Linked DNA regions of Homo sapiens: regions 2 and 3 are each linked to region 1. A link is a contact called in ENCODE Hi-C or POLR2A ChIA-PET data. All regions are on one chromosome and are shown on one strand. The core of a region is the stretch at or near the end of the contact, and the rest is flanking DNA. Distances in the headings are between cores, read along the strand shown. Region 1 has its middle 11 kb from the start of ACTB. Region 2 holds the start of RNF216 (ring finger protein 216). Region 3 overlaps RNF216 (ring finger protein 216).

Region 1 (3,189 bases), core at 392-2,891:
CTCTTCACTGTGGCTTTTTTTTTTTTTTTTTTTGAGACAGAGTTTCGCTCTTGTTGCCCAGGCTGGAGTGCAATGGTGCAATCTTGGCTCACCGAAACCTCCGCCTCCCAGGTTCAAGCAATTCTTCTGCCTCAGCCTCTGGAATAGCTGGGATTACAGGCATGTGCCACCAAGCCCGGCTAATTTTTTTGTATTTTTAGTAGAGACGAGGTTTCTCCATGTTGGTCAGGCTGGTCTTGAACTCCCAATCTCGGGTGATCTGCCTGCCTCGGCCTCCCAAAGTGCTGGGATTACAGATGTGAGCCACCGCGCCCGGCTTCATTCCGGCTTTGCTGAGCTAAGAGGGCCCAACGCTTAGCACCCTGGCCTGTGCACAGCTGGCTCACTGCTAAGTCCCACCTGAGCCTGGACCAGCCCTCCAGCCTTACATGTCCCGGGTCACAGCCTCAGGGACATCTGTGTGCCTTTCTCCACTGTCACCCCCAATGCTACATGTCTGTGCAGCCCAGGTGGCCCCAGGGACAAAGGTATGGAGGTCCCAACATTGGGCCTTGGTCATCTCTGGCCTTGATGGCCCTTGGCTATCGGAGAGCCCACGTGACATTATTATTATTATTATTTGAGACGGTGTCTCTACTGTTGCCCAGGCTGGAGTGCAGTGGTGTGATCTCAGCTCACTGCAACCTCCACCTCCCCATTTCAAGCAATTCTCATGCCTCAGCCTCCTGAGTAGTTGGGATTATAGACATGTGCCACCACACCCTGCTAATTTTTATATTTTTAGTAGAGATGGGATTTCGCCATGTTGGCCAGGCTGGTCTTGAACTTCTGGCCTTATGTGAACTGCCCGCCTAGGCCTTCCAAAGTGCTAGGATTACAGGCATGAGCCACCGTGCCAGACAAGGTGACTTAAGTAGCAAAAATTACCGCCTAGAGGCCGGGCGCAGTGGCTCAAGCCTGTAATCCCAGCACTTTGGGAGGCCGAGGCGGGCAGATCACGAGGTCAGGAGATCGAGACCATCCTGGTTAACATGGTGAAACCCCATCTCTACTAAAAATACAAAAAAAAGTTAGCCGGGCGTGGTGGCGGGCACCTATAGGCTACTCGGAAGGCTGAGGCAGGAGAATGGCGTGAACCCGGGAGGCGGAGCTTACAGTGAGCCTAGATCGCGCCACTGCACTCCAGCCTGGGTGACAGAGCGAGACTCCGTCTAAAAAAAAAAATTACCCCCTAGAGACCTGGGAAACGGAGCGGCGGGGCTTCCTCAGGGAGGTCAGGGAGCCCTGCCTGTGCCTTGTCCCCAGCAGAAGCCGAAGTCCCAAGAGAAACCCCAAACCCCTTCTTGCCTGAGCCGGCAAAATCGAAGACCAGGAGGCCTCTGGGACTCTCCCTGCACTGAGGCTGGGTCTGGGGCTTTCCCTGGGTTTGCACAGGACCAGTCTCATGGGATCAGGGCTGGCCAGCTCTGTGCCCCTGTCCCCAGTGGACAGTGCATGCCAGGGAGGTCCCCTCCTGTCCCCAGCACCTGGCACGGGGCAGCGTATGGGAGACACCTCAGGAAGCCCAGACAGCTGGGCCTGTCCCCCACGGGCCGGCTCAGGTTCCTGGCAAGCCCAGCAGTGGCAGAGATTTCTGGCTGAGGAGGGCCTGGTGATGCTGCGCGGTGGCTGTGATCGGATTTCCCCTTGGGCAGGCAGGCCCCGGGACTGCAGGAGCCCACGCCAGCTCAGGAGCACCAAGTGAACCCTGAATGCGCCCCACGGCAGGGCAGCGAGGCCAACTGCAGCCACCGAGCCTGGCTCTGCCTCTTCCCACTGGCCACTCCAAACCTCAGTTTACCCATCTGAAACATGGGGCTGAGAACAACAACCACATAGAGGCTGAAGGACTTGGTGGGCCCTTGGAAGCTCGCCATGAATGGTGGCCCTGGGCCAGGACCTGGATAATCATGTTCCAGAACATCCTGGTAATAGCCAAACCGTGTTAACTATAGGGCCAAGTCTCTCACTTTCCCTGGCCTCGGTTTACTCATCTGAGAAATGGGAGAGTCCCACTTGGCCGACAGGGGTGTGGGGTGCTTTTGATGAGGTGACGTGGGCACCACCCTGACACGCGCCCAGCACACAGTAGGCCCTTGGGGCCTCTGTCTTCCCTTCTCCTCTCTGGACTGGGGGTGGCCAGGAGGACAGGCTGAGCCCCAAGGCAGGTGAGCCAGTGGCCTCCTCAGTCAGCAGCTGCCCCGTCCGCCTGCACCTCCCAACACCTCCCTTTTCTCTCCTTCTCCACCCCTCCAAGGGGGCCTCACCCATACCGCCACTGCCCCACCTCCAAGGGACATTTTTTTAAATTTTTAAATAAAAAAGTGTGTGTGTGTGTGTGTGGTGGAGTCTTGCTCTGTTGCCTAGGCTGGAGTGCAGTGGTGTGATCTCAGCTCACTGCAACCTCCACCTCCTGGGTTCAAGCGATTCTCCTGCCTCAGCCTCCCGAGTAGCTGGGATTACAGGCACCTGCCACCATACCTGGGTAATTTTTGTATTTTTTTAGTAGAGATGGAGTTTCAACATGTTGTCCAGGCTGGTCTTGAACTCGTGACCACAAGTGATCCACCCACCATGGCCTCCCAAAGTGCTGGGATTACAGGTAGGAGCCAGTGCCCCAGACTATTTTATTTATTTTAAAACTTATTTTTTAGAGAAAGGGTCTCGCTTTGTCTCCCAGGCTGATGTGCAGAGGTACGATCATGGCTCACTGCAGCCTCAAACTGCTGGGCTCAGGCAATCATCCCTTTTTTTCTTTTCTTTTCTTTTTTTTTTTGAGATGGAGTTTTGCTCTTGTTGCCCAGGCTGGAGTGCAATGGCGCTATGTCGGCTCACTGCAACCTCTGCCTCCTGGGTCCAAGCAATTCTCCCACCTTAGCCTCCCGAGTAGCTGGGATTACTGGCATGTGCCGCCACGCCCAGCTAATTTTTGTATTTAGCCACCTACCTGCTTGCTGGGATTACAGGCGTGAGCCACTGTGCTTCGGCCTCCGTTCTTAGTTCTTCAGGCACCCCGAGGGGCTGAAGGATGTGAGCTCCATCCCAGCCCAATCACGTGTCCCCCATATCAGAACCACGGGTGGGAATCTTCACCCCACCTCAGAACAAGGGAGACTGAGGCTGAGAGGTGCCTGGCCTCCCAAGGGGCCT
Region 2 (3,189 bases), core at 385-2,884, 240 kb before region 1:
TTAGCCGGGCGTGGTGGCACATGCTTGTAATCCCAGCTACTCAGGAGGCTGAGGCAGGAGAATCGCTTGAGCCCAGAAGGTGGAGGTTGCAGTGAGCCAAGATCGTGCCACCGCACTCCAGCCTGGCTGACAGAGTGAGATTCTGTCCAAAAAAACAAAACAAACAAAACAAAACAAAACAAAAAAATCCTCCCACCTCAGTCTCCTGAGTAGCTGGGACTATAGGTGCGCACCACCATGCCCGGCTAATTTTTATTTTTGTAAAGATGGGGTCTTACTCTATTGCCCAGGATCGTCTCAAACTCCTGGCTTCAAGCCATCCTCCCACCTCCATTTCCCAAAATGTTCGGATTCCAGGTATAAGCCACTATGCCCAGCCCAGACTCATTTATCTAATTACTGACTTGATATCTCTACTTGAAGGTGTACTTGGCAATTTTTTTTTTTTTGAGACACAGTCTCACTCTGTTACCCAGGCTGAAGTGCAGTGGCATAATCACTGCACTACAACCTCCCCCTCCTCGGTTCAAGCAATTCTTGTGCCTCGGCCTCCCGAGTAGCTCGGATTACAGGCACGCACCACCATGCCCAGCTAATTTTTGTATTTTTAGTAGAGACGGGGTTTCACCATGGTGGCCAGGCTGGTCTCGAACTCCTGACCTCAAGTGATCTGCCTGCCTCGGCCTCCCAATGTGCTGGGATTACAGGCGTGAACCACCACGCCTGGCCAGCAATTATTTTAAGAGTTGGGGTCTTGCTATTTTGCTAAGGCTGGTCTTGAACTCCTGGCCTCAAGCGATCCTCCTGCCTTGGCCTTCCAAAGCGCGGGGATTATGGACATGAGCCACTGTGCCCAGCAGGAGCAGTATTTTAGTCAGTTATTCACTTGCTCACTAAAACCTAAACTTCCTGAGGCCAGGAACACATTTTACTTTTTTTTTTTTTCGAGATGGAGGGTTGCTCTGTTGCCCAGGCTGGAGTGCAGGGGCGCCATGTTGGCTCACTACAACCTCCGCCTCCCAGGTTCAAGTGATTTTCCCGCCTCAGCCTCCTGAGTAGCTGGGATTACAGGCATCCGCCACCATGCCTGGCTAATTTTTTTATTTTTGGTAGAGACGGGTTTCACCATGTTGGCCAGGCTGGTCTCCAACGTCTGACCTCAAGTGATCCACCCGCCTTGGCCTCCCAAAGTGCTGGGATTACAGGCGTGAGCCACTGTGCCCAGCCATGGGACCCACTTTACTCTTAATTTCCCCAATTCCTAGAACAGTGTGTGGCCCACAGGAAATCCGCAGAATATATTTGCAGAATGAATGAATGACTTGCCAAACGAATTAGGGCAAATCAGTAGATATCGAGTAAACATCCACAACCACCTGCCCCATACCCTTTTCAGCTCTGGGGAGATGGTGGCTCCTTGTGGGGTCGGATATGGGGGTCTCCTTTCCTTTCACCCTCCTGCCTCGTGGGGGAGTCAAGTCTCCGCAGGCGGAGAGCCCGGATGCAGGCGCGACTAGGCGGCCCTCTCTATGGTGAGCCCCCCGGTCCCTCCTCCGCAGTACCCGGAGTGCCTCTATGGTTCTTCCTGTCCTTAGTCGGGAGGGGGCGCTGTGCGCAGGCGCGAGGTGACGCCGCGGCAGGGCCGGAAGGAGTGCAGCGGCTGCCACGGAGCTCGCAGCTGCGGCTTCTGAGGAGTAAGCGGCGCGGTAGCGAAGGCCGCCGAACCTGCCTGGCTAGCCGGCGACTTGAGTGACGAGTGAGTGTCGGCTGCGGGGCGCGCTCGAGCTCCTGGGCGGGTCTGTGAGGCGACGCGGCCTCTCTGAGGGGCGCCTCTGTGGAGCTCCGGGGGTGGGGGCGGGGGCGCGGGCCGTGAGGGCCGCCGAGCTGAGGGGCGCGGGCCGAGGCCCGGGCGGGATCGGGCCAAGGGGCTGGGCTGGGCGTCTCGAGCCCGGTGCGGTGGCGAGGCTGGAGCGACAAAGGCGCTGAGCGGCCGGGTGGCCCCCTCTCGCCACTTCGCGAAGTTTCGCGGGCCGGCCCCTCGGGTCTGCTGCGCGAGGGCAACAGCCCGGGAGACCGCGCTTCCCTCCCCCGGGCCCGAGGCCGCCGCGGAGGCGGTGTCCGTGCACCCGAGCGCGGCCTGGAGGAGCGGCGGGAGGCGGGCCGTGCCTGTGAACCCCAGCCCAGGCGGGCGGCGTTTTTCCTCCTCTTCCCTCACATCTGGAGCGCGTGTTCCGCGAAAGTTGGCGACTGTCACCCGGCACTCGCGAGGGCGCCGCAAGTGCGTCAAACCCTTCTGCGGGGCGCTGGGGGCTGGCCCGGCTCGGGTGTCCGGGCGCTGGGCAGCGAGCGAGGCCGCTGTCCCCGCGTCGAGGTGGTTCTGCTCCCGGTGGAACAGGACCAGGGATCCAAGACTCTGGGCCACTTGCAACCAACCCTGGAGCGTGCGCGGCGTGCGGGTTACAGAAATTTCTGACAAATCCGACAGGGCTCTGTAAATCCCTAAGGGCCTGGGTAGCAGCTGTCCTAGGTACTTAGATCGTGCAAAGAGAACGTTCTTTTTTCTTTTACTTTTTTTTTTTTCTCCTTTTCTTTGAGACGGAGTCTTGCTCTGTTGCCCAGGCTGGAGTGCAGTGGCGCGATCCCGGCTCACTGCAAGCTCTGCCTCCCGGATTCAAGCGATTTTCCTGCCTCAGCCTCACAGGGATTGCCTCAGCTGGGATTACAGGCATTTGCCACCACGTCCAGCTAATTTTTGTATTTTTAGTAGAGACGGGATTTCTCCGTGTTGGCCAGGCTGGTCTCTAACGTCTGACCTCAGGTGATCCCTCCGCCTCGGCCTCCCAAAGTGCTACAGTCTTTTCAAAAGACGTTTCAGATATGTTCTCCGGGACCCTCGGGCCCTTCAGTAAGAAGCGCCCTGGCTGAAAACCCACACGTTCACCTACAGAAGAAGCACTGTGACGTAGAGGGTGAGCAGAGCAGAGGGCCTCACAGTGGCCCTCACATGCACCTGGCTCCAGCCTGGCCAGGTCATTTTGCCCTGGTGGGCCTGTGCCTCAAAAATGGGGTTTCTTCCCTTGTGAGGAAGACCCATGAATTAGTAACGGAATTGCCAGGAATGCTAAAAACTATCTAAATGCCATGTATTGTTTTCAAGCTGTTACTCCTGGAAGGGGCTGGGTTGGCATT
Region 3 (3,189 bases), core at 444-2,943, 160 kb before region 1:
TGTTGATTGATGTGCAGCTCTGCACAGCACTGGGTGCTGTGAGGCCATGAATGGCAGTGAAATGCGTGGCTGTTGCTGCATCACAGTGAGGGAAACGGTATAGCTCAGTGGTTAAGACAAGGGATTTTGATATTAAACCCACTTATGCTTTAATTCTAGCTCCTCCACTCACTAGCTTTGTGACATAGGGTGAATACTTGATCTCCCTAAGCCACATTTCCTTTCCGTGTACAATAAGAACGGTTGCACCTACCTCGTAGAGCTTTTGTGCAAAACCAATGGAAACAGCGTGGGTAAAGTGTCAAGTGCAGTGCCTGGCACTTTGTGTCACGAAGTAATAGCTGCCCAGTGAGGATGGTGTGTGCAGATGTGCGGCCTCAGGAGATGAACGGAGATCCTAGAAAGGGGGAACTGCCTCCAGTTTTGTGAACCTGCTGCCACAAGAGCATGGAGTTCCCCTAAAGTGGGCAGGTGGAAAATCCCATCAGGGAACAGAAGATGACTCATCACTCACCACTCAACTCATTTCTACCAGCTCCCCAGTGTTCTGCCATGTAAAGGGGTAGATTTTTCAACCTGATTTTTTTGCTAACTGATACATTCTATAAGAAATGACAGCTCTCCTTTAGTCCACGTTATTCAAGTTCAGAGAAGGGCCCTGTGCAACCTGGGGAGAGCCACGTGCTGGGGGAGGCTGTCGTGTGTGTGCTCCCACTCTCAGGGTCTGCACTCTCTGTCCACAGCACTGCTGTGCTCCTTCTCTCAGGTTTCATGTTGATTTCTTACTCCTACTCAGAAGGTTTAGAATCTCAGGGATGACATTCAGAAGAAATGAGTACAGGAGGGGCCTAGAAACAAAGACGGCGATACGCTATACTAGAGAACTCCAAATTAGTTGCAGTGGAGAGATGGAAATCCAGGGTTTGTCTTCTTGGTGCATTGGGCATGAGTTTTTGTCCTACTGGGAGGGCACTGGTCATCCTGCCCACCCATGGCAGCGGGCAGGCTTGGATGCCAGGGCTGCTCACCTTGGACTGTCCTTGTGGAAGGACACACCTACTTGTCTCTTTGTTGTTGTTATTTTTGGTCTCTACTAAAACACACTGTCTGTAGTACTCACAGAAAAAGATTCTCTGTGGATTTTTAACGAGTTTCTATGGGTACTTAATTAAAATTTAGTGGCTCTTTTTGTGGTTTTGTGTACTAGTTAGCTATTGCTTCTCAGGCTTGTCACAGCCTGTGGGGATCAGAAGCTTGGAGTGGCCCTCTTTCTAGAAACCACACACCACCTATTAAGTTCCTTTGTATATTTTACTAAAATAATTTAATGACATTTTTCTGTGTCTGTGGCCTCATCAAGGGAGAGATGCATGTTAGAAATTTCACAATAAAAATCCCTCAAGAATTGATACCTACAAAATACCTTTTTATAAGAAATGTTTTACCTCCTTTTTGTCATTGCACTGATTTTGTGTTGTTAGGTGTCAGCATCCTGATTTGTTGTCATGATCTCATTGTGATGTCCTTGAGAAGGGGCTGTGTGTGAGTGCACGTGTGCGGCTTGTGGTGTGTGCTGAGGTGGAAAGTGATAGTGTTCCCTCTTTGCATTCTCAGCACAGAGCACTGCAGGGTTTCCAGCCTTCCAGGTAGAAGAGAAATTGTTGCTATGGTAATACCGCAAGCATGAAAACACCCCCTGTCCCCGTGGGTGTCTGTGTCAGGGCGGGGAATGTGGAGAAGGGGAACAGTAGCAAAGAGGAGTGTTTAGGGCATCGAGCAAGATGAGAGCAAAGCCTAAGCTGAAGCTGCTGTTGGGTGGAATTTCTTGTGTTTATCCTTGAATTCAAGGTCAGATTCCAGTTGCAATGTGGTAGCTGAGAACGTAAAAGGCCTTTTATTCCTCAGTGTCTTCCCTGACTTTGAGACAAAGATAAAGAATACAGAGGGTCTCTGTCACATCTCCAGTTCCCAGAGGCCACATGGCCTTCCCACAGACCACAGTTAGAAAATGTGCGTCTGTATCTGTGGCCAGTACATCACTGCAAGTGGAATCAACCACCCAGCCCCAGAAAGCCTGCTGCCCTTCATGTCCAGTGTAACAGGCTAAGGCAGCAGTCCCTGCCATCTCTTCTGAAACTAAATAACAGTTCGTGCTCTGTTTCTGTACAATTCCCCTGGGAAGATGGACTGTGAATATCCTTGGTAATGCAGAGCCGTGATGAGAAACGAAATCCAATCTGCTGAGGTAGTGGGTGAAGAACACAACAAAAAGCTAGTGTTCAATTCTGTCAGATCATCAGGGCCAGTATGGGAAGAATAGCTTGAGCAGGGAGTTTGGCATCATAGTTAAAACAGGCTGAGGTCTAGGTATTTGCTAATAAAACTCTTCCTGGGTTTTAGGGGCTTTTTACTCCTTATCTGCTCAAAGTCACACAGCTAGTAAGTGACAGCATCAGGAGTCAAATCCAGGGTTTCTCATTGTTATTTGTGTTTTTAGGTGTAATTTTGATATGCTGCATTAGTTTCAAGAGTCTTTATCTTTTGCAGATACAAACTGAAATATTTATAAATGAAAAGATTTGTAATCTGGGATTTGCTTCAAAATTATACTGAAGGAGGAGGGATGAGTGAACAGGTAGGGTATAGATAAGCTCAGATTGGTTATGAGTCGATCATTATTAAACACGATAATGGGTGCATAGGGTTCATTACATCCTCTGCTTTTGTATATGTTTAAAATTTTCTACAATAAAAAGTTAGTTTTAAAAAAAACAAGTCAAAAACTCTAGCTGTCTTCAGTGTTAGCTTTATCTGTGCTCTCATTGTTTTGGTTTGCTTTGCTGCTTTCCAGTTCACTCTTGGGGACTGGAAAGACCCTTATTCGAATGTCCTGTTTTGTGGCTTGTTCAGTTTTTTAAGAGATGAGAAAATGTGCAACATAACAGGAAAATGTTAACAGCTTTTTGTGAGAAGGTTAAAGAGCTCTTCATCCTAGAGGAGGGAAGGTTTCCTGTGTAGTTTCTCTGCACAAGATTCTTCTATATAAGTGGTAGGGACCTGGTGTTTTCCAGCTTCTCTGGGAAAACAGACTTAAACTACCTATGAAGAATCCAAGAGGCCGGAGCGGTGGCTCATGCCTATAATTCCAGCACTTTGGGAGAATGAGGCAGGAGGATTGCTTGAGGTTAT

What was found. A loop is a pair of places that touch in the nucleus more often than their neighbours do. ChIA-PET counts read pairs that join two places held with the same protein, here RNA polymerase II (POLR2A). Pooled maps may share reads with other maps.
Region 2: a pooled map shows a loop between it and region 1 (3-fold over the local background). The contact joins the promoter of RNF216 here to the enhancer-like site in region 1. A Hi-C loop is called at or near these places in 3 of 168 maps with a recorded cell type or tissue (heart right ventricle and naive thymus-derived CD4-positive, alpha-beta T cell), 4 of 37 single-sample maps with no recorded cell type and 14 of 50 pooled maps. POLR2A ChIA-PET finds 5 or more read pairs at or near these places in 9 of 52 experiments (CD4-positive, alpha-beta memory T cell, HCT116, T-cell and 5 more).
Region 3: a loop to region 1 is called in a pooled map, with 2.3 times the contacts of the local background. The contact joins two enhancer-like sites. A Hi-C loop is called at or near these places in 11 of 168 maps with a recorded cell type or tissue (B cell, GM12878, Right ventricle myocardium superior and 6 more), 17 of 37 single-sample maps with no recorded cell type and 21 of 50 pooled maps. POLR2A ChIA-PET finds 5 or more read pairs at or near these places in 26 of 52 experiments (A549, AG04449, AG04450 and 18 more).

Annotation. Positions count from the first base shown.
Region 1 is chr7:5,540,128-5,543,316 of GRCh38, reverse strand. No RefSeq gene overlaps it. Among named protein-coding and RNA genes, the nearest start is that of ACTB, 11 kb to the right of the region's middle. RefSeq lists enhancers at 1,354-1,403, 1,494-1,543. Within about 2 kb of position 1,641, at least 4 of the 41 ENCODE cell types and tissues checked have a DNase peak (open chromatin) inside an H3K27ac peak, as active enhancers do; they include B cell and GM12878, where a contact is called at or near this core.
Region 2 is chr7:5,780,108-5,783,296 of GRCh38, reverse strand. RNF216 (ring finger protein 216) reads left to right here and starts at 1,634. Exons shown (of 17, transcript NM_207111.4): 1 at 1,634-1,756. RefSeq lists a silencer at 1,836-2,225.
Region 3 is chr7:5,698,620-5,701,808 of GRCh38, reverse strand. All of the region lies in intron 13 of RNF216 (ring finger protein 216), which reads left to right. Among named protein-coding and RNA genes, the nearest start is that of MIR6874, 12 kb to the left of the region's middle. RefSeq lists an enhancer at 323-602. Within about 2 kb of position 1,693, at least 15 of the 41 ENCODE cell types and tissues checked have a DNase peak (open chromatin) inside an H3K27ac peak, as active enhancers do; they include B cell and GM12878, where a contact is called at or near this core.